Regions from separate parts of the Homo sapiens genome. Here region 1 is linked to region 2. Evidence: chromatin loops called from intact Hi-C (ENCODE). Cell type or tissue: B cell. All regions are shown on one strand. Each heading gives the region's core, and the rest is flanking DNA. Links, peaks and the distances in the headings are about the cores only.

Evidence for each region. Peaks named below come from ENCODE experiments on the same cell type or tissue, not always from the same donor. Only the 100,000 strongest peaks of a DNase experiment are listed, where the experiment ranks them.
Region 1: a loop joins it to region 2, with 8 times the contacts of the local background. A loop is called at or near these places in 6 of 110 quality-filtered maps.

What each region holds. Positions count from the first base shown.
Region 1 is chr2:55,426,448-55,436,262 of GRCh38, forward strand. It overlaps the pseudogene BTF3P5. Among named protein-coding and RNA genes, the nearest start is that of CCDC88A, 11 kb to the left of the region's middle. In B cell, for the core only: CTCF peaks have their summits at 5,757 (motif pointing left) and 5,958; a DNase peak (open chromatin) is centred at 5,744.
Region 2 is chr2:54,894,609-54,904,423 of GRCh38, forward strand. It overlaps EML6 (EMAP like 6), which reads left to right. Exons shown (of 42, transcript NM_001039753.4): 20 at 307-418; 21 at 665-792; 22 at 5,033-5,174; 23 at 8,436-8,588; 24 at 8,763-8,894. Among named protein-coding and RNA genes, the nearest start is that of EML6-AS1, 150 kb to the left of the region's middle. RefSeq lists an enhancer at 9,028-9,815. In B cell, for the core only: a CTCF peak has its summit at 5,449 (motif pointing right); a DNase peak (open chromatin) is centred at 5,413.

The sequences.
Region 1 (9,815 bases), core at 778-8,777, 530 kb after region 2:
GCACTTTCCTCATGGTGAAGATCACAATTATAACTGATGAATAGCATAACACAAAAGCTTAAGACCTTCTAATAAAAGAAACACAAACTGGGCATTCTTGGGTATAATAATACCATCTTTAGAACATGACTTAAATTTTTCACACAGCATTCCCTTTAAGATAAATGAGCAAAAAGATTTCCACATAAAGAACCATTGGTAGTTTTAAGGGTACTGAAAATAAGCCTGAGTTAAAACAATTAAATACTTTGAACCATAGGAAAAGCAAAGATCTGCTTCCATATTAAAAAATACAAATTACAGATTATAATAAACATTACAAGTGAGGATATCTGAAGATATTTTATTTCCTTCTGGTGAATGGTAGTAGGAAGATATTTAGAAATGCATACATTCTTAAGCGACTATGTAATTGATGTTCTGCTGTTGAAAAGTTAAAATTCACATGAAACGTTTTAAAAATTTACAATTTAAATGTTTTTTCCTAATTTTCAATCAATACATGCTAATTGATTATTTTCTTAAAATATCAGTTTGAGAAGAGTTCTTAGACTCAATTTTATTGCAATAATTTTTTAAAGTAAAGATCTGTCTTTGGTTTCTTCAACTAAAATAGCAATATAAAATATTCAGTTACATTAGGTTTACCATTTTGCATATTTTGTAAACTATTTTATTTTCTCATAAAAATAATACATTTCATCGTCATATTTGGAAAAAAAATCCACAACACATAAAGAAAAAACATAAAAAAGAATAGACCAGGTGTGATGGCTCACACCTGTAATCCCAGCACTTTGGGAGGCTGAAGCAGGTGGATCACCTGAGGTCAGGAGTTCAAGACCAGCCTGGCCAAAGTGGTGAAACTCCTTCTCCACTAAAAATACAAAAAATTAGCCGGTTGTGGTGGCGGGTCCCTGTAATCCCAGCTACTTGGGAGGCTGAGGCAGGAGAATTGCTTGAACCCAGGAGATGGAGGTTGCAGTCAGCTGAGATCACGGCACTGCACTCCAGCCTGGGCGACAGAGTGCCTATCTCTATAAAATAATTTTAAAATTAGCCAGATGTGGTGGCACATGTCTATAACGCCAGCTACTCAGGGGGCTGAGGTGGAAGGATAGCTTGAGACGGAAGGTCAAGGCTGCAGTGAGCCATGATTGTGCCACTGCACTCCAGCCTGAGTGACCCAATGAGACCCTGTCTCTAAACAAAAACAGAAACAAGGCTGAACATGCCTCTCAGTTTGAATTAATCAATAAATAGAATTCAAATGCATTTTTAGTAATGATATTTATCATATACTAAATGCGTAGTACTGCCAGGTCAACAATTTTTTTTTTTTTTTTTTTTAAGACAGAGTCTCGCTGCGTCGCCCAGGCTGCAGTGCAGTAGCGCGATCTTGGCTCACTGCATCCTCCGCCTCCCAGGCTCAAGTGATTCTCATGCCTCAGCCTCCCGAGTAGCTGGGATTACACGCATGGACCACTGTGCCTGGCTAATTTTTGTATTTTTAGTAGGAGATGGGTTTTGCCATGTTGGCCAGGCTGGTCTCAAATTCCTGGCCTCAAGTGATCTGCCTGCCTCCACCTCCCAAAGTGCTGGGATTACAGGTGTGAGCCACCACACCCAACCCAGGTTAACAATTTTTACAAAATCAGAGTTCAAATTCCTATAATCATGTATACAATTTGGCTAATAAATCTTACAAAAAATTAAAATATGTTCTCCATGTTTATCACAAAACTGACGGTCATGAGTTCTAAGTTTGTCAGTGCATTCCCAATTTCTTCACTAATCAATATTTATTGAACCACCATATGTATAAGATAAGCATACTGAGCACAAAAGACTGTGTCTAAATGAGGCCAAAAGAAATAAAACTACAAACTATATATCATTCAATCAATTAGTTCAGAGGTCGGCAAACTTTTTCTGTAAAAGGCCAGATAGTAAATATTTTAGGCTCTGTGAGCCATAAGGTCTCTCTCACAATGACTCAACTCTGCCATTGTAGCAAGAAGCAGCCATACACTATAGGCAAAGAAATAGGCGCGGCTCTATCCTTGTTGAATGCATAGGATGCAAATAAAACAAAACAAAAAACAGGAATGACTTTCTTCCCTGTGAATTAACTGACTACAAATAATTAAATAAACTATCCAACTATATTGTATATAGTTACCTTCTGGAATTGCAGAAATGGTCTACAAGCTCCTTGGAAGCTGAATTTCATTACTCTGTTGATTCAGATATAGTTCGAATTGCTTTCATTCTTTCAGCATGTTACCATTGATAACTTTTCTTCTGTATATAAAATTTTTGTTTGTTTGTTTCTAGTCTTCTTGAGTTCTAGCAGGAAGCAGAGGGCACACTTAAAGTGTTTAACTTTAGGCTGCTTCAGACAAAAAAAAAGCATTTAAGTGAAAAGAAAGTAATGAAGGAATGATTTAGAGAGGCATGAGAAGGTAAGTGAATGAACATGGGGGCAGGGAACCACCCAAGGATGAACGATAGCAAGGAGCACTTCTCACCCCTAGGCCTGAAGGGGCAAGAGGAGGAAACTGTGCTGCCAGAACCCTGAAAGACCTGGAGCCTTGGAAGAGGAGTCTTTAAATAGGAACTGTGTCCATACAGTGTGGAGCCACTGCCATAATCATGATGCAGAAGAAAGGCAAATAAATATCCCAATCTCTCCATCCTCCTCACTTATATTTCAGGCCAGTGCTTCCCTTCTGGCTGAACCCCCTGGAAGTAAAGAATAAGAAGCCCCATATGATGGTGTCCATAGAGGTCAACCTTCAGGGCACAGAAGACAGTGGGACCAGAAGCCCCAGTAGAAGACTGTGTAGCACAGAGCTGCATGTGAAAGGTGTGGAGAACACCTAGAACCATTTCTGTAGATTTTCTGAAAGTCATATAAGAAGGCAATTATTTTCAATTTAACAGAAGCTTAAGCTTTTGGTAAAATGTCATGAAGAGACAGAGGCAGCTGATAAGAATGTTAAACTGCCATAAAATTTATGGCGTATAGGTCAACATCTATGATCGATTGCTGCAAGGTATTAATTTTTTTTTTTTACAGTGTCTTGCTCTATCACCCAGGTTGGAGTGTAGTGGCATGATCACAGCTCACTGCAGCCTTGATCTCCCAGGCTTAAGCCACCCTCCTACCTCAGCCTCCTGAGTAGCTGGTACTATAGGTGTGTGTCACCATTCCTGGCTAATTTTTTTTTTTTTTAAGAGATGGGGTTTCACTACATTACTCAGGCTGGTCTTCAACACATAGGGTCTAGGGTCAAGTGATCCTCCTGCCCTTGCCTCCCAAAGTGCTGGGATTACAGGTGTGAGCCACTGTGCCTGGCCAACAATTTTATTTTAACCGACAAATATATAGTATCAGTGTCCTGCAGTGTCTTGCAGATAGTATGTGCTCTGTATTAGTGGAATATATAAATTTGTTGAATTAATTAATTTTCAATCATTATGAAATTAACATAGTAGGCCGGGCAGAGTGACTCACACCTATAATCCTAGCACGTTGGGAGGGGAAGGCGGGAGGATCGCTTGAGCCCGAGAACTTGAGACCAGCTTGGGAAACTTGGTGAAACCCCTGCTCTACAAAAAGTACAAAAATTAGCCAGGCATGATGGCATGCACCTGTAGTCCCAGCAACTGGGGACACTGGGGTGGGATGATCACCTGAGTCCAGGAGGTCGAGGCTGCAGTGAGCTGTGATCACACCACTGCACTCCAGCCTGAGCCACAGAGTGAGACCCTGTCTCAAAAAAACAACAACAACAAAAAACAAAACAAAACAAAACAAAAAAAACAAAGGGCCAAAAAGTCTCCTAACAAATCCTTTTTTCTAATCATCAGCTAGATTGCTTATCTTTTGCAATACATTCATCATGTGAGGATTTCGACTCTGAATTAGGAAGAAACTATCTGTGTCATGTATCACAAACTCCTACACACTTTTTATGGAAATTTACTAGTAGACAGACCTCCAAGCTCTGGACTGGATTTATTTCGATCCCAAAAGGCAGCCTACTCTTAGTTTTAGATCTTAACCTCCTCCTTCTGTTTAGTTTAAGACATGGCAGTAGTATATCAATTTTATTATGGTAGCTACAAACAGTTTTGATTTAGTTACAATTTTGAATTACTCAGCTGTCTCAGTCTTTTTTATTTTCACCTTTATTTACTATAACCCTATCTAACTCATGACCGAATTTTTTTTTTTAACAAGGGTCATAAGGACAATGGCCATATTTTTCCTGCAGTGCAATGTGAAAGCATTTTTCTCTTACTCAATTAGCAAGAGCATATCAAATTACATAGAATTGGCAAAACTCAACATGATTTTGTGAAGAGCAAATCCTGCTGAACTAATTTCTTTTTTTTTTTTTAAACCAACTGCAAAACCTGGCAGATGGTATAGCAATGATCACCTCTGCAAAACATCAGCTGTGTCTACTTACTGGTATATACATCATGTGTTTTTAAATGTATTGCAGTGTACAAGTCTGAGGTAGAATCATGAAAGGAATACCTTCTTCTTCCGTCACTGTGTGAACGCTAATCTCAGCAAACAGACATAAATGAGACTGGAATTGGTTATTGAGTATGCCAAGTACACACAGACTGTAGATCATCCCTTGTCTCCAGAGAAGCAGGAAAGTAGAATTCCACCTGGCTTAGAAATAGGTGACCTCGTGCAACCAGGATTTCTCTAAATTGTAAGTAACATAATATCCCTGTACTTCTGCACCAAAGAACCTCCATCTTAACTATACTACAAAAAAAATCTGGCTGCTAAGAGGCAATAGGGAAATTAAAATTCTCCAAAAACATCTATATATTTCAAAAATAATCTTTTGGTAACATCTGATGCTTCCTGATCTTGTGAGAAGCACCATCTACAAGCCTTAGCTGCAATGTCTGTCTAAAATTTTACACAAGGTGTTTTGTCCAATATGAGAACTCTCTATTTAGTTCCTTTTCTTTGTTCATTCAACAAACACACATTATGAGTATTTACTGCATACTAGGCATTGGAGACATGAAGATGAATAAGACATTTCCTTTTGACACATGAACCCTCAGAGACCTTGTAGTCTGCTAAGGAATACAAACTAATTATTCTAAAACAATTCAATCTGTAGTATATGCTATTTGTGGGAGAAACAAGGTTCAATAATGGAAAGTCAAGAAAGTCTCCACAGAAAGATGACTTTTGAGCCAGGCCTTGAGTGATAAGTAAGTGTTTAATGGGGAGTGGAAGTACAGGGAATTTCAGGTGGAAGAACCACCAAAGCAAAGCATCATCAAGGTATAGAAGAGTATATTGTGTCTGAGGAGCCATGAGTAGCTTGACGTGGCTAAAGAAGTTTCCAAATGTGGACAATGGTGAGAAATGAAAGTTAAAGTCATATTAAGAAGAAACCCAAATATCACACTAAAGAACTTGGCCTTTTATCCTATTGGTCGTAGAGTACAACTGAGCTTTAAAAAAAAAAATCAAGGGAATGATATCAGATTTCTCCTTTAGAAGAAATTTCTAGCAGCACTATAGTAGGGGGATTGGAAAGAGGTGAGACTGTAGGCAGAGAAACCAGACAGGAGCTCCTCCTACTAATGTTTTATAGTTTCAACTTCTACTGCTTTTGTTTGTCACAAGTTTAATACTGTCTTTTTTGAACTTTGCTGAGACAGGAGGTTTGAACACTGCCATCAAGTCAGCAACTTGTTCATGTTGCCCTCTATTGGTAGAAAGGAAAAGAAATTACTATCAAGGGCATTATTTCACATTTCATTTGTTGATGGTATTTCGATTTTCCTGAAATAATGTTTGTTATGTTTTGTAACATAAAAAACATATGCTGGCATTATATTACAATTACAGGAATACCTCTGAAATTACACTTCGAGTAGTAAGGGGATAGTGTAGACAGCAACAACCACAGGAGTTCAAAGAGAGAAATGAATATGGTCTAGCCTGGAGACCTCTCTCTAAATTTCACTTACCTCTAATAATATGAATAATCATGTCTTGATTTATCTGCTTAGAATACACATGCAGATATATTTTAAGCAAACAAATTAAGACATCATGATTTTAAGTATAGCCACACCTTGGAGTAGTTTGGTTCTAGACCACTGCAATAAAGCGAATATTGCAATAAAGCAGGAGATACAAATTTTTTGGTTTCCCAGTGCATAAGAAGTTATGTTTATACTATACTGTAGTCTATTAAGTGTGCAGTAGCATTATGTATAAAAAAATATATATACCTGCATTAAAAAATACTCTATTGCTAAAAAATGCTAATGATCATCTGAGCCTTCAATGACCCAAAATTATTTTGCTGGTGGAGGGTCTTATCTTAATGTTGCTGGCTCCTAATCAATCAGAATGGTAGTTATTGAAGGTTAGGGTGGCTGTGGCAATTTCTTCAAATAAGACAGTAATGAAGTGTGCTACATTGATTGGCTCTTCCTTTCACAAAAGAGTTCTTTGTAGCATGAGCTGCTGCTTGATAGCATTGTACCCACAGTAGAACTTCTTTAAAAATTGAGGTCGATCCTCTCAAACCCTGCCATTGCTTTATTCACTAATTTTATGGAATATCCTAAGTTCTTGTCGTCATTTCAACAATGTTCATGGTATCTTCACTTGAGAGTATATTCCATCTCAAGAAACCACTTTCTTTGCTCATCTATCAGAAGTAACTACTCATTCGTTCAAGTTTTATCATGAGATTGCAGCAGTTCAACTACTTCTTCAGGTTCCACTTCTAGTTCTCTTACCATTTCCACCACAGTTACCTCCTCCCCTGAAGTCTTGAACCCCTCAAAGTCAACCATAAGGGTTGGAATAAACTTCTTCCAAACTTCTGTTAATATTAATATTTTGACCTCCTATGAATCGTGGATATTCGAAAAGACATCTAGAATGGTGAACTCTTTCCAGAAGGTATTCAAGGTATTTTTTCCAGAACCATCACAGAAATCACTATCATTGGCAGCTATAGCATATTTCTTAATGTCATATCATGAAATGTATATTTGGGCTTTTTCCCCATTTCCTGGCACACAACTCCTAAAATCCTTGGAATCTCCAAAGTGCTGTCTCTTTGTACGGCTAATATTGAGTAATAGCTTCAGGTTGGGAGTGGTCACTGGAAAGACCAAAGCATGATTAGAGGATAGGGACTTTCAACCCCATCCCCCAACCTCCGGTGAGGGGATAAGGGGACAAAGGTTAATTGAACACCAATGGCCAATGGTTTAATTAATCATGCCTATGTAACGAAACCTCTCTGAAACCCAAAAGAGCAGGATTTGGAGTGCTTCCAGATAGCTGAATATGTGGAGGTTCCTACAGTATGGTGCACTCAGAGAAGACATGGAACCTCCGTGCTCCTTCACCTATACCTCACTGTATACTTCTCTTCATGTGTATCCTTTATAATGTCCTTTATAATAAACCAGTAAATGTATTAATAAATGTTTCCCTGAGTTCGGTGAGCCACTCCAGCAAATCAATTGAACCCAAAGAAGTGGTTGTGGGGACTCCAACTTGAAGACAGTCAGAAGTTCACCAGGCCCAGACTTGTGACTTGTGTCTGAAGCTTGGGGATTAGCCTTGAGGACTGAGCCCTCAACCTGTGGGATCTGATCTGTCTCCAGGTAGTATCAGATTGGTGTTCACTGCTTGTTGGTGGGCAAAAATCCCCACACATTTAGCCACAGAAGCCTTCTGTGTTGATTGTTGTGGTGTGAGAGCAGAGGGAAACAACACTTTGAGACTTTTTCTCCAAACAAATAACAAGATGAAAGTTGAATTATTCCTTGATCTGTGGGCCGCAGAATGGATGTTGTGTTAGCAGGCAGGAAAACATTAATCTCCTTGTATACCTCCAGCAGGGCTCTTAGATGACCAGGTACATTGTCAGTGAGCAATGTTATTTTTATTTATTTACTTATTTATTTTAGATGGAATCTTGCTCTGTTGCCCAAGCTGGAGTGCAATGGTGCAATCTCAGCTCACTGCAACCTCTGCCTCCCTGGTTCAAGCGATTCTCCTGCCTCAGCCTCTCGAGTAGCTGGGATTACAGGCACACGCCACTACGCCATGCTAATTTTTGTATTTTTAGTAGAGATGGGGTTTCACCATGTTGGTCAGGTTGGTCTCGAACTCCTGGCCTCATGATCCACCCGCCTCAGCCTCCCAAAGTGCTGGGATTACAGGCGTGAGCCACTGCACTGGGCCCTAGCAATGTTATTTTGAAAGGAATCTTTTTTTTCCTGAGCAGCAGGTCTCAACAGTGGGCTTATAATATTCGGTAAACCATGCTGTAAACAGATGTGCTGTCAGGTGGACTTTGGTGCTCCTTTAATAGAGCACAGGCAGAGTAGATTTAGTATAATTCTTTCTTTTTTTTAACTAGGCAAAGAACTTTATTAACCTTTGTTTCAAACTTGATTCCCAAGTTTCTTTGGTTTAATTAGCTGCAAAGAATGAACTGTGTATAAGCAAAAACTGAAAAGAGCTGCAGTGTCCAAGGGGCTTGGGCTTAAAAATATTAGAGATCTAGATTTTATCAGATCCATAAACAAAAATTTCTTAAAAAGCAGTCATAATATAAAATAGCAGCTCCCAGTAACTTTAAGTTTTATCTTCAGAAGTTGACTCAATTCAGTTTGCCCCATTCTTGGAAGCCTCTTCAAATTTCTCCACAAGATCTGGAACTTCATCATCATCATCCTCGCCAGTAGCAAGTGGTGCTTTTCCATCCACAGATTGTTGGGCAGAGCTTCATCCAGTCTCCTTAAATTAGTCAGACTGCCTGTACCAAGCTGGTTTAAGATGCTGGGTAGCATTTCTGCCAGCTGCTTTATCTGAGCATGGCCTGTAACGGTGAAAGTGTTCGCTGCCAGAGATGCCTGAACTTTAGGGTTGTTAAAGTGGTTACTGTTCCTTGGTTTGTAAACATATTCACCTCTTCAATACCAGAGATATTGTTTACCCCTAACTTCTTTAAGGAGAATTGAAGTTTTTTATCATCTGCTGCGGCTGCTCTATGAACCACCTTCTTTCTGCAAGCAGTTCTTTCCCACCAATGCGCACTTGTGCCTGCAGTTTGCGAGTTTTTCCTGGTTCATGATTGCTTCTTTCATCTTGTCGGAGTGGATAAGGGGCCACCCGGGGGACTAGGGTTGGTGCTCAGGGGGTCTTGGGTGGACCAGCTGAGATTGGGTGTACACACCAATTTAGCGTAATTCTTAAGGGCCTTATAATTTTTGGAATGCTAAATGAGCATCGGCTTCAAGTTAAAGTCACCATCTGCATTAGCCCCCACCAAGAAAGTCAGTCTGTTCTTTGAAGCTAGGCATTGACTTCTCTCTAGCTTTGAAAGTCCTAGATGGCATCTTCCTCTGATAGAGGGCTATTTTGTATACATTAAAAATCTGTTATTTAGTGTAGCCACCTTGATCAATAATCTTAGCTAGGTCTTCTGGATAATTTGCTGCAGCTTCTGTATTAACACTTGCTGTTCACCTTGCACTTTCATGTTATGGAGACAGCTTCTTCATGAAATTTCATGAACCAACCTCCACTACCTTCCAACTTTTCTTTTGCAGCATGCTTACCTGTCTCAGCTTCACAGAACTGAAGAGAGTTAGGGCCTTGCTAACTTTCTTGCCTTAAGTTAAGGGAATGTTGTGGCTGGTTTGATCTATCCAGACCGCTAAAACTTTCTCCATATTGGCAACAGCCTTTCTCACTTTCTCACATTCTCACTTTCTTA
Region 2 (9,815 bases), core at 857-8,856:
ATTCTGGTTGGGAGACTGGGCACAAGCAGAGCCATCCTTGATCAGTGGGCCAGCTGCCAACCATTGTTCTGAGGAGAGTGCAGTGGACACATGCTGAGAACGTGCTTAATCTTGCTTAGGGAAGTATGGGAGAAATGCTCCCAAAAAATATTATTCGAACATTGTTATCACCAGAGTTTTCCATCTCATATATTTAGGAAGGTAGCATCCACAAAGCTTCCTTACCTGCGGGGAATCCTCCTGGGGCCAAGTGGGTAATTGGTCATTTTGATGTGTATATAATACCTCTCATGTGTGCCTTCACAGGGCTTTGTAACAGGTGGAAAGGACGGCATCGTGGAGCTCTGGGATGATATGTTTGAAAGATGTTTGAAGACTTATGCCATTAAAAGATCAGCATTGTCGACTAGCTCAAAAGGTGCCACTCCCAAACATGTAATAGAGATCTTTGTATTCATAGGGATGGAGAAGATTGTACTAAAGTTTTTAGAAAACTATTAGCAAATCAATTTTCTCCCTCTTCCATGTTTAGAACTCTCTTCCTCTGGTAGAAATGTCAAGGCTGACTGCCTAGTACCTAGTTCTTTGGAGCTATAAAAATTGAATTTATACTAATAAGCAGTTGTTTTTGTTATTGTGTTAAATATACCATCCCCTTCCCCAGGCTTGCTTTTGGAAGATAACCCTTCAATTCGTGCCATCACTTTGGGACATGGACATATCCTGGTGGGAACAAAAAATGGAGAGATTCTGGAAATTGATAAGAGTGGCCCAATGACACTGCTTGTTCAGGTACTGTTTGTATGTATTCTAAACTGCAGTTCACATCAAGGCTGGGACTAGAGTGAGGCAAAGTTGATGCTTAGGTTGCAAAACTTAAGGAGGCACTCACTCTCAGGGTTGCACAAGAGTTGAACTAGTTACCTATTGCTGTGTAACAAATTGCCACAAGCTTAGCAGCTTAAAACAACACACATTTATTTTCTCACAGTGTCTGTGGATCAGGAATCTGAGCACAGCTTAACTGGATCTTCTGCTTAGTGTTTTATAAGGTTGCAATAAAGGCCAGGGTTATGGTCTCATCTGAGGCTAAACTGGGGAAGATTTTTCCAAGCTCACTCATGTTGTTGGCAGAATTAAGTTGCTTGTAAGTGTAGGACTAAAGGCTTTTTTTTTTCTTGCTGGCTGTTGGCCAGAGGCCATTTTCAGCTCCCAGAGGCTGCCCACAGTTCCTTGCCACATAGGGTTTCCCAACATTGCTGCTTTCTCAAAGCCAAAAACAGAGGGGAAAAAAATAGATACTACAATTTTATGTTACATAATTATGTCATCACATATGTGGAATCATAACATTCCATTGCCTTTGCCATATGCTGTTGGTTAGAAACAAGTCACAGGTCATACCACACTCAAAGGGAGGTGATTATGCAAGAGTGTGAAAACACAAGAGGAGTATGAGGGTCACCGTCACTGGCCACCCTCTGGCCACCAGTTATTCATGTCCCTACCACATACAGAATCCTTTACCTCCACCTCCAAGGTCCCCAAGAGCCTTATCACATTACAGGATCTGCTCAAAGTCCAGAATCTCATTATCTAAATTGGGTCCAGGTGTGGAAGAAGTGCCTTAGATGTAAGTCCTGTCAATCTGTCCGTCCATAAAATGAACAAGACAAATTACCTGCTCCCCACATGCCAGATGCACCTGTGCCCCTTTGGAATGTGGGCCTCACTATAGTCTCAGCCTTGGTCCACATAAGCAAATTGCATCCTCCTTAGTCCCTGTCTTCCCTCAAAAGTCATATTTAGGTAAAATTGAACTAAAATAAATGTAACAGAACCTTTTAGGAGCCAAGAAATGATAAAATCTCACCTCAAGGATGGGGATGTGGTAGGATGTGGAGGTGCGTTAGGTAGTCCTGCCCAGTTTGGTGATGGATAAGACCATATTTAGGTGGAAGAGGCATGGTGAGGGGTGAAGGATGTGTGTTCAGAAGTTGGAGAGAAAAGAAAATGCACTGATCATATGAGCAGTCAGAACTTCCAAGATTCCAGTGCAGGAGCTTCCCCTCCTTGCCTTGATCTCTGAGTGATTGATGCCTGCAGGCTTGCTGTATTACGAGTGAATCCCCAAATCCCACTGAGAGGGTCCCTCTGACTTACTGTATCATGGAAACACATGTGCATATACACTATGGCTCAGGACACTGCAAGGCTTTAAAAACACAGGTGCCCAAATCCCACCCTGGATATCCTGAACAAGTCTGTGTTTTTAAAAGAAAAAATCTATGTTAAAAACAAACCTCGAAAGCTCTGCAGCTGGTCGTGCCTTGCAGCCAGGCTAGAGAACTAGGCTGGAGATGCATCCTTGAGGCAATGAGGTCTTTGTTCTCCAGCTGTTCTTGCTTTTGTTGTTTTCTTCCAAACTAAATCTTTTTTTTTCTGGCCATAACTTCTAATTTAATTTTACTGAAAAGTATTTATTTACTTTTTAATCTCCAAATGTTTGAGAATGTAAATTGTTTCCATGTATGCTATATTGCTAGATATTTTAGAAGATTTATGCCCCAATATGATTTAAATAATACTGTAAGATCTAAACTTTGTTTTCTCTCTTATTTTGTTACACTTGAGGTAGTTTGGTTTAAATATGTTTTATGCTTGACCAAGGCTTTTCACTTCTTAATTCTCTACAATTCTATTCTTTCCTATGTTTGTTTCTATTGCTCTAATAAGAAAAATAACCACAGCAATCATATATTGAGCACCTACTCTGTGTCAGGCAATACCGTTGTACGACATTTGTCTCATCTCCACAACAGATTGGCTCTGTTACATTGTTTTATAGATGAGGGACCTAAAGCCCAGAAAATTACCCACAGTCACATGCTAAGAACTGCAGAGCTGGGATTCCAACCAAGGTTTGCCAGAGCCCTTGTTCACCTCACCAGGCTGTTCCCCACATCTCTTAGCTTGGACACTTCAGGAAAGCCCCTGAGCTATGGGGTGGCTGGTTGAGCTGCTGGAAGCTTCAGACCAGATGTTAGTTACCATCTTTGCCACCTACATGTGTACCATTCTCTCCCTTTTTTTTTTTTCAGCATCTTTTTTTCGTCTTCTGCTCTCTCATTTGCTATTTCCTCTTAGGTGGATCTCATTATTTCAGTTCAGTCAATGTTTGTTGGGCTCCTGCCCAGGTCTGCTCTGTGCTGTGTATATGTGCAGTGGAATAAGGGCTTCCTGCTTGCCCAGGACCGTGTCACAGTCCTGTTCTGAGAGATGATAGAGACAGCAAGGGAAAGTGAAGGAACTGTAGAGGCAGTGTGAGTGAGACGATGGGCTGTCCTGCCGGAAGAAGATTTTAGATCCACTTTGCCGGTTTTGGTGGCACGGCAATCCAATCACAGTTGGAATAGACTGCTTATTTTTTAAGAGAAAATAAGGTTGGGGGAGGGGAGAATGGCAGGTGATGGGTTGTGGCATTTCCCGTCATGTGTGCTTTGAAGCAGTCAGCTCGCAGTTGTACAGCTGTTTATGATCAGCTTTGTGGGTGATCAGCAGCAAAGCAGGATCCTAAGCCCATTTCCTTGAGCCATTCAAGGTCCTTCAAGCCTGCCTCGCTTACTGTCCGATCCTGTGTTACACGGGGATTAAAATAAACAGATTAAGGAAATACAATTTTGATGTCAATATAAGGCAGTGGTTTAAAAGGATCTCTGGGTCCCACAATCTTGTTCTTAACTAAAATACACAAAGGGGCTCAGTCTATAGAAGAGCTTCAAGCAGAGTCAGTCTGGGAAGATGTGAGGTTGACCCCTGAGCTGTACCCTGACTGTGACTCTGGGGCTGGGAGGCTTCCAAAGAGAAGGCTAGAAAACCGGGGATGTAGGGTGTCCTCAAATCCAATAAATTCAAAAACAATGTCTGTATCCTTCAGCCCTCATTTTCTCATATTTGAATGTCAGTTGTATTTGGAACTTTACATCTTCTGCCAAATTACTGTTTTGCTCAAATAGCTTCTCAGTTAAATTGGAATCATCCAATTTCTCTTTGGAAAGCCACCTGTTCCCCAAAGCATTCCAGCTACAAACACCTTTCAGATGCCTGTGTGTGGGCTTCCTTTTTGCTTTACTAAGCAAAGCCTTTTTGTAATTAGCCATTAAAAAGCCAAAATTCAGTAAACAGTTAATCTGGTCTGTTTTATTGCTCTGTAGCACTAATCTTTACACACTGCATTATAGAGTGAAAAATTATGAGAATCAAATTCATTTTCTCCCTGTTAAGTGTTCGTTATAAAAAAATACTGCTTTCTCTTAGTTATTATTCTAAGCCAGCCAAGTGTGTTTGTGATAAGATACAGATACATGGAATTGGTCCAGTGCTTATTAAGCACCTTTCAGTTTTTGATGTTCATTGTTGGCACATGGACAGACCAATTTGTGAACAGACGCAGAACCTGGGCTACACCGAGGACGCTTGAAATGAAAATTTAGCTTCCTTTACTTCTGCTCTGCCGAATGCTACACATTCAAAGGACTAAAATTGCATAAATAATTAGAATATTGCTCTTCAATTTCACTGACATGAATGGGTCGTACCTGCATCTTTTAGAATATGATTTAACTGAAGGAAGTGGTTTGTGTCCTTGTGATTAAGCTGCTTTACTAGGAGGGTACATATATACTATGTTTATTTAGTATGAAACAACAGAAAAGCAGGCATTTCACCATTTACCTGGATGTTTCTAAATGGAAAGATGTTTGGCATCATATAAACAAAACCAATAAGCAATGAGTTCATGTTTTGCTTTGCAAATGAATGATTTAGCATCGTGTAGGTCTAGCTGTAGATTCAAGTTTAAATGAAAAAATTATTTCGGGTGATGATTTTGGTTCAAGGAAGCTCAAAGTGTGTTTATTCCTATTTGTGCTTTTTTGTGGTACTCTTGGACTGAATATGTAGCACCAGGCTAAAGAAGGGCTAGCCAAACAGCATAAGTAGAGTTTATGTTGCCCCTTTTCCTCTCCCACAGGGGCACATGGAAGGAGAAGTGTGGGGGTTGGCAGCTCACCCTCTCCTGCCCATCTGTGCAACAGTGAGCGATGATAAAACACTTCGCATCTGGGAACTATCTGCCCAGCACCGTATGCTGGCAGTACGGAAACTCAAAAAAGGTACATAACACCACCTTACACATCTGTCAGAGTATTTACAAGTAACAGAATGTGTCATATTTATTCACTCAGTTAATATTTACTGAGGGCACGTGTTATATGCCCATAAATATGCTGGGCAATGAGAATTTTATATTGGTTGCTACAGTCATAACTAAGCACATGTAGAATTATGCCAGAAGGCTGGCCTAATCCAGCTCCATTTTTCACTTCATTTTCCTTGCACTGCACAGATATTTGCCACCTGGGGGCAATATGTCCTTCCTCTTCTCATTGAGAGCTGTGGGAGTCAATTGAAATTCATCAGCTTTTAAAGAATGCTATTTATTTTGTAACAGTCTCCAGAACTTATTTTATGACTTGAAAACAAACATCAATTATATAGAAATATAATACTTAAGAAATGAGTAAATATGTCTTGAACACCTAAATGCACTAGAACTATGAGGTGTACTGAGAGGTACAAATTCAGCAAACATTTATTAAGTAGCTTCTGTGTGGCAGGCACAGGGGATCCCATGATGAATGGTCCCATCTCTAGTGTCAGAGATAGACAGGACTTGAACAGAGTCTCAGCAACATATCCATTCAAATTGGGTAATTCGAGGAGAGTCTTTAAAATGGGACTATTTATATAAAGGGATGGGGAAGGTATGAGGAAATGACCAGGGATAGTGCAGCACTATGCAGCTAGTAATGGCGGCTGCTCTCACTGGCCCTGGGCTTGAAGGGACAGGAGGAGAGGACAATTGCTGCAACCTTGAATATGAGAGCCACATGAGATGGCAGCCTGAGAGAAGCCACGACTGATAGCAGGGGACTCTGCCAGCATGCAGTGACCCTGCGGGAGGCAGCCAGGGAAATAAATGGCCCGGCCTCCCTATTCTTCCTCCATCTCTCTAATTTCCCACCAGTGCTCCCCGTTGGCCAAAGTCAACCTGAAACCAGAGGACAAGGGAGCCCATTGATGCTCTCCATGCAGACCAGCTTCAGGCACAGAGCAGGGTGGACAAGGGCAAAAAGGGGATGTGAAAGGACAAACTAAAGATATTTGGCACAAAGTACCCTGGAGCCTCAGAGGACATCTACTGCTTGGAAATGCTTCATCAGAGAGGTGACGAGCTGAGGCTTGAAGGATCTGTAAAAGTTCTTAAGAGGGAAGGATGAAATTGAGGTCTGACCCTAAAATATTTGTACTGAGTAATTTTATAAGCAGACATGAGGATTGTATTCTAGGGTAATAAAATGAAGAAAGGTGTCAAAACAGTAGTAACAATAGTGATGGTGGCTAATATGGCTGAGCCAACAACTATGCCAGCTCTTTCCATGTAGTCTTTGTAGGAACCCCATGAGTAAGGCTATTATTATTGCCACTTACAAATCAGAAAACTGAGGCACAGGAAGCTTAATTAGTTTGCACATTTAGTAGGTAATGGAACCAAATTCAAACCCATGCAGTGTGACTGTGAGAACACACCTGTGGCCACTGCTTAACACTATTTCCCTCTGCCGTGTTGCCTGTCTTTACACTAGGCTCCTGGGGATTGGTAAATGGTGGAGGCAGGATTTCCCAAATCTAAGTCCAAAGCCCATGCTCGTAATCACTACAGGCTAGAATCATTTTGGCTACTAGTTTATATCGGGGGAATGATAGGCCAAGTCCTCACTGTGAAGGACTTGAATGTCAGTGAATGGACTTTATTCTCTAAGTTAAAAATTAGTTGAACAACTATTGACCCATCTTAGATAGGATAACCATTCAACCCAGTTTACCCCTGTTGTTCTGGTATAATTATTAATAGCTTTCCTTTTCACTCTCAAACGTGTCTTGGTCTGTACGATAGATTGTGATTAACCTAATCTTGATGATGCTCTTCAAGGGCAGGCTTGTATTTTCATTGTCTCAGTACTGGCACGTCAGTTTTGAGCATGAACACAGCTTTCAGCATACCATGAACAGAGGAGTTGGTAAAGAGGCTCGGTATTAAATGCCCTGGCACAAGGCCACCTGGCTGTCCTATCCCTGGGGTGTGCTTACAACGCTCGACAATAAGAATGGTGGCAGAGGGTAGGCATGTTCTTGAATCAGTTTCCTTTTAGACATACCTTTGCAAAGTCCATGCTCCTGATTCAGAAATGTCTTTGTGACCCTACAAAGGAGTAGAGAACATGGTTCATGGAGCACCATCACCCTAGTGCCAATTAGTTTTCCAGAAACCCCTTGGGAGAATGTTCAGATTCCATTCTTCGCGTGACAGAAGAGGCAAGAACAACATCTTTCACCTCTAGAGTTATACATTACAATCCGTGGATCAGAGAATTGGAGCAACTAAAAGAATGAGGTCCTCTAAAGCAAGTTGTATGTAAGGCTTAATATTTAAAAAAAATGGTTTCTGGAAATTTTATTATAGAACTCCTATTCTTAAATATTACCTCTTTTCTTCGAAGCAAAGATACTGGTCCTATTAACCCTATACTCCTTTTCTCCATTTACCCCACTTATTTTTTGGAAACCCCAGGTATTTAAATACTCATAAATGAATGAATAAACCTCATGGAAGTTGAAAATGTATTTTTGATATTATGATCTTTTTCCTTGGACTTGGGGAGAAGAGATACTTAATTTTATTTTCTTGAGACAGGGTCTCCCTCTGTCATCCAGTCTGGAGTGCCATGGCATGATCACTGCTCACTGCACCCTCCACCTCCAAAGCTCAAGTGATCCTTCCACCTTGCCTCCTGAGTAGTTGGAATTACAGGCATGTGCCACTATTCCTGGCTAATTTTTGTATTTTTTGTAGAGATGGGATTTTGCTGCGTTGCCCAGGCTGGTCTTGAACTCCAGGGCTCAAGCAATCCACCTGCCTTGGCCTCCCAAGGTGCTGGGATTACAGGCATAAGCCACTGCACCTAGCTTATTTCTTTACTTTTTGTACAGGGTGGGTTTCGCCTCTACAAAAAATAACTTTTCAACTAATTTTTAACCTACGGAATGTGGCCCAGACTGGTCTCGAACTCCTGGGCTCAAGAGTTCCACCTGCCTCGACCTTCCAAAGTGCTGGGATTACAGGCATGAGCTGCTGCGCCCAGACAAGAGGTGTCTTAAATTAGGAAGTTTTAGTTCTCACAAGTGTAGTGTCAATTTAAAGGCAGTCACGTGTCCATACATAATGCACATCATCAGATTTCTTCATCTTTTCATGTGGTTTGCTTGACAGTGAAGTTTTGGATAATAAGTGTTTTTTGTGGATTCTTCTGTAGGTGGAAGATGCTGTGCCTTTTCCCCTGATGGGAAAGCCTTAGCGGTTGGCTTGAACGATGGGAGTTTCCTGGTGGTAAATGCTGACACTGTTGAAGACATGGTCTCTTTCCATCACAGAAAAGAAATGATCTCTGATATTAAGTTTTCAAAAGGTGAAGATGACAGCAGATACTTTTTAAAATAGCACAGTCTTGGGACAAAAAATTACAAGAATGAACTATTTCAAATGTTTCTTTGACCATTTTCCCACTTTTAAAATACTAAGTTCCTGGAAGTAAATTCCTATATAAAATGCTTCGATGTTAACCCCACATTTTTCTTAACAGATACGGGAAAATACCTTGCCGTGGCATCCCATGATAACTTTGTGGATATTTACAACGTACTTACAAGCAAAAGGGTTGGCATCTGTAAAGGTGCTTCTAGTTATATTACACACATTGACTGGGACTCTAGAGGTAAAGTATGTTGTGGCTTTTAAAATAGAATTTCTGTGTTTAAAAAATGTCCATTTATGCATTGTTTCTAGAGAGAATGGCAGTTGAGTGTTAGAAATGGGAAAGGGGAATCCCACAACAATATAAACGACTGTAATTTTACAACCCAGAGGCAGCTGCTGCTAACATTTTGAATACTTTTTCCATCTTTTTACGCTTAGGATGATTATTGTCACTATTGATTCAAGCCATTGAGTTTTAAGACAGTTAAAGATACATGATGCCTTTTGTTATCATAGCAAGCCACCACCTCACCTTTAGTTGGGAGTGCTTTCTCCTTGTCTTGGGTCCCCTCATCCTCCTCCTGGCTGGTTTCCCTTTTCCACCCAAAGCTCCACCTCTTGGAGAACCGCCCAAAAAGGCTCAAGCAAATTTCCTCCTCCAGCAGAGGTAGAAATCTACATTCAGCCTGCCTAAAATTTCTCTGCTCTATAAAACTCCCAACCTACTCCTACCTCCTCCAAGTCATGCCCACAAATGCCATGAGGATTTGTCTATTTAATAACTCTAGCTTTTATGGTGTTGCATAGTCTTAAGCTAGCAAATGTGGAGGCTCTGGAAGTGAGTAAGACATGGTTTCTGCTCCCTGTGGAGTTTATAATTGAGTGAGGGAGATACTTATCCATAAATAATACAAGAGCACAAAATGGGTACCGTGTGAGTAAGCAGTGGTGAGTCACAAGGGAAGTGGTGAGCAGGGACTCCGAATGGGCCACGGCAGCATTCAGTACCCAGGGTGGAACATTGCACTATAGGGTGAGTCACTCGTAAATCCTATCCTCAAGACTCGGCTGATGTTGAGAGTCTGGAGCGGGTACTTGGGAATGGACAGCATTCCCACCTTCAGAGACGTTGTAGTCCACTGTGGTAGAGAAGCACCAA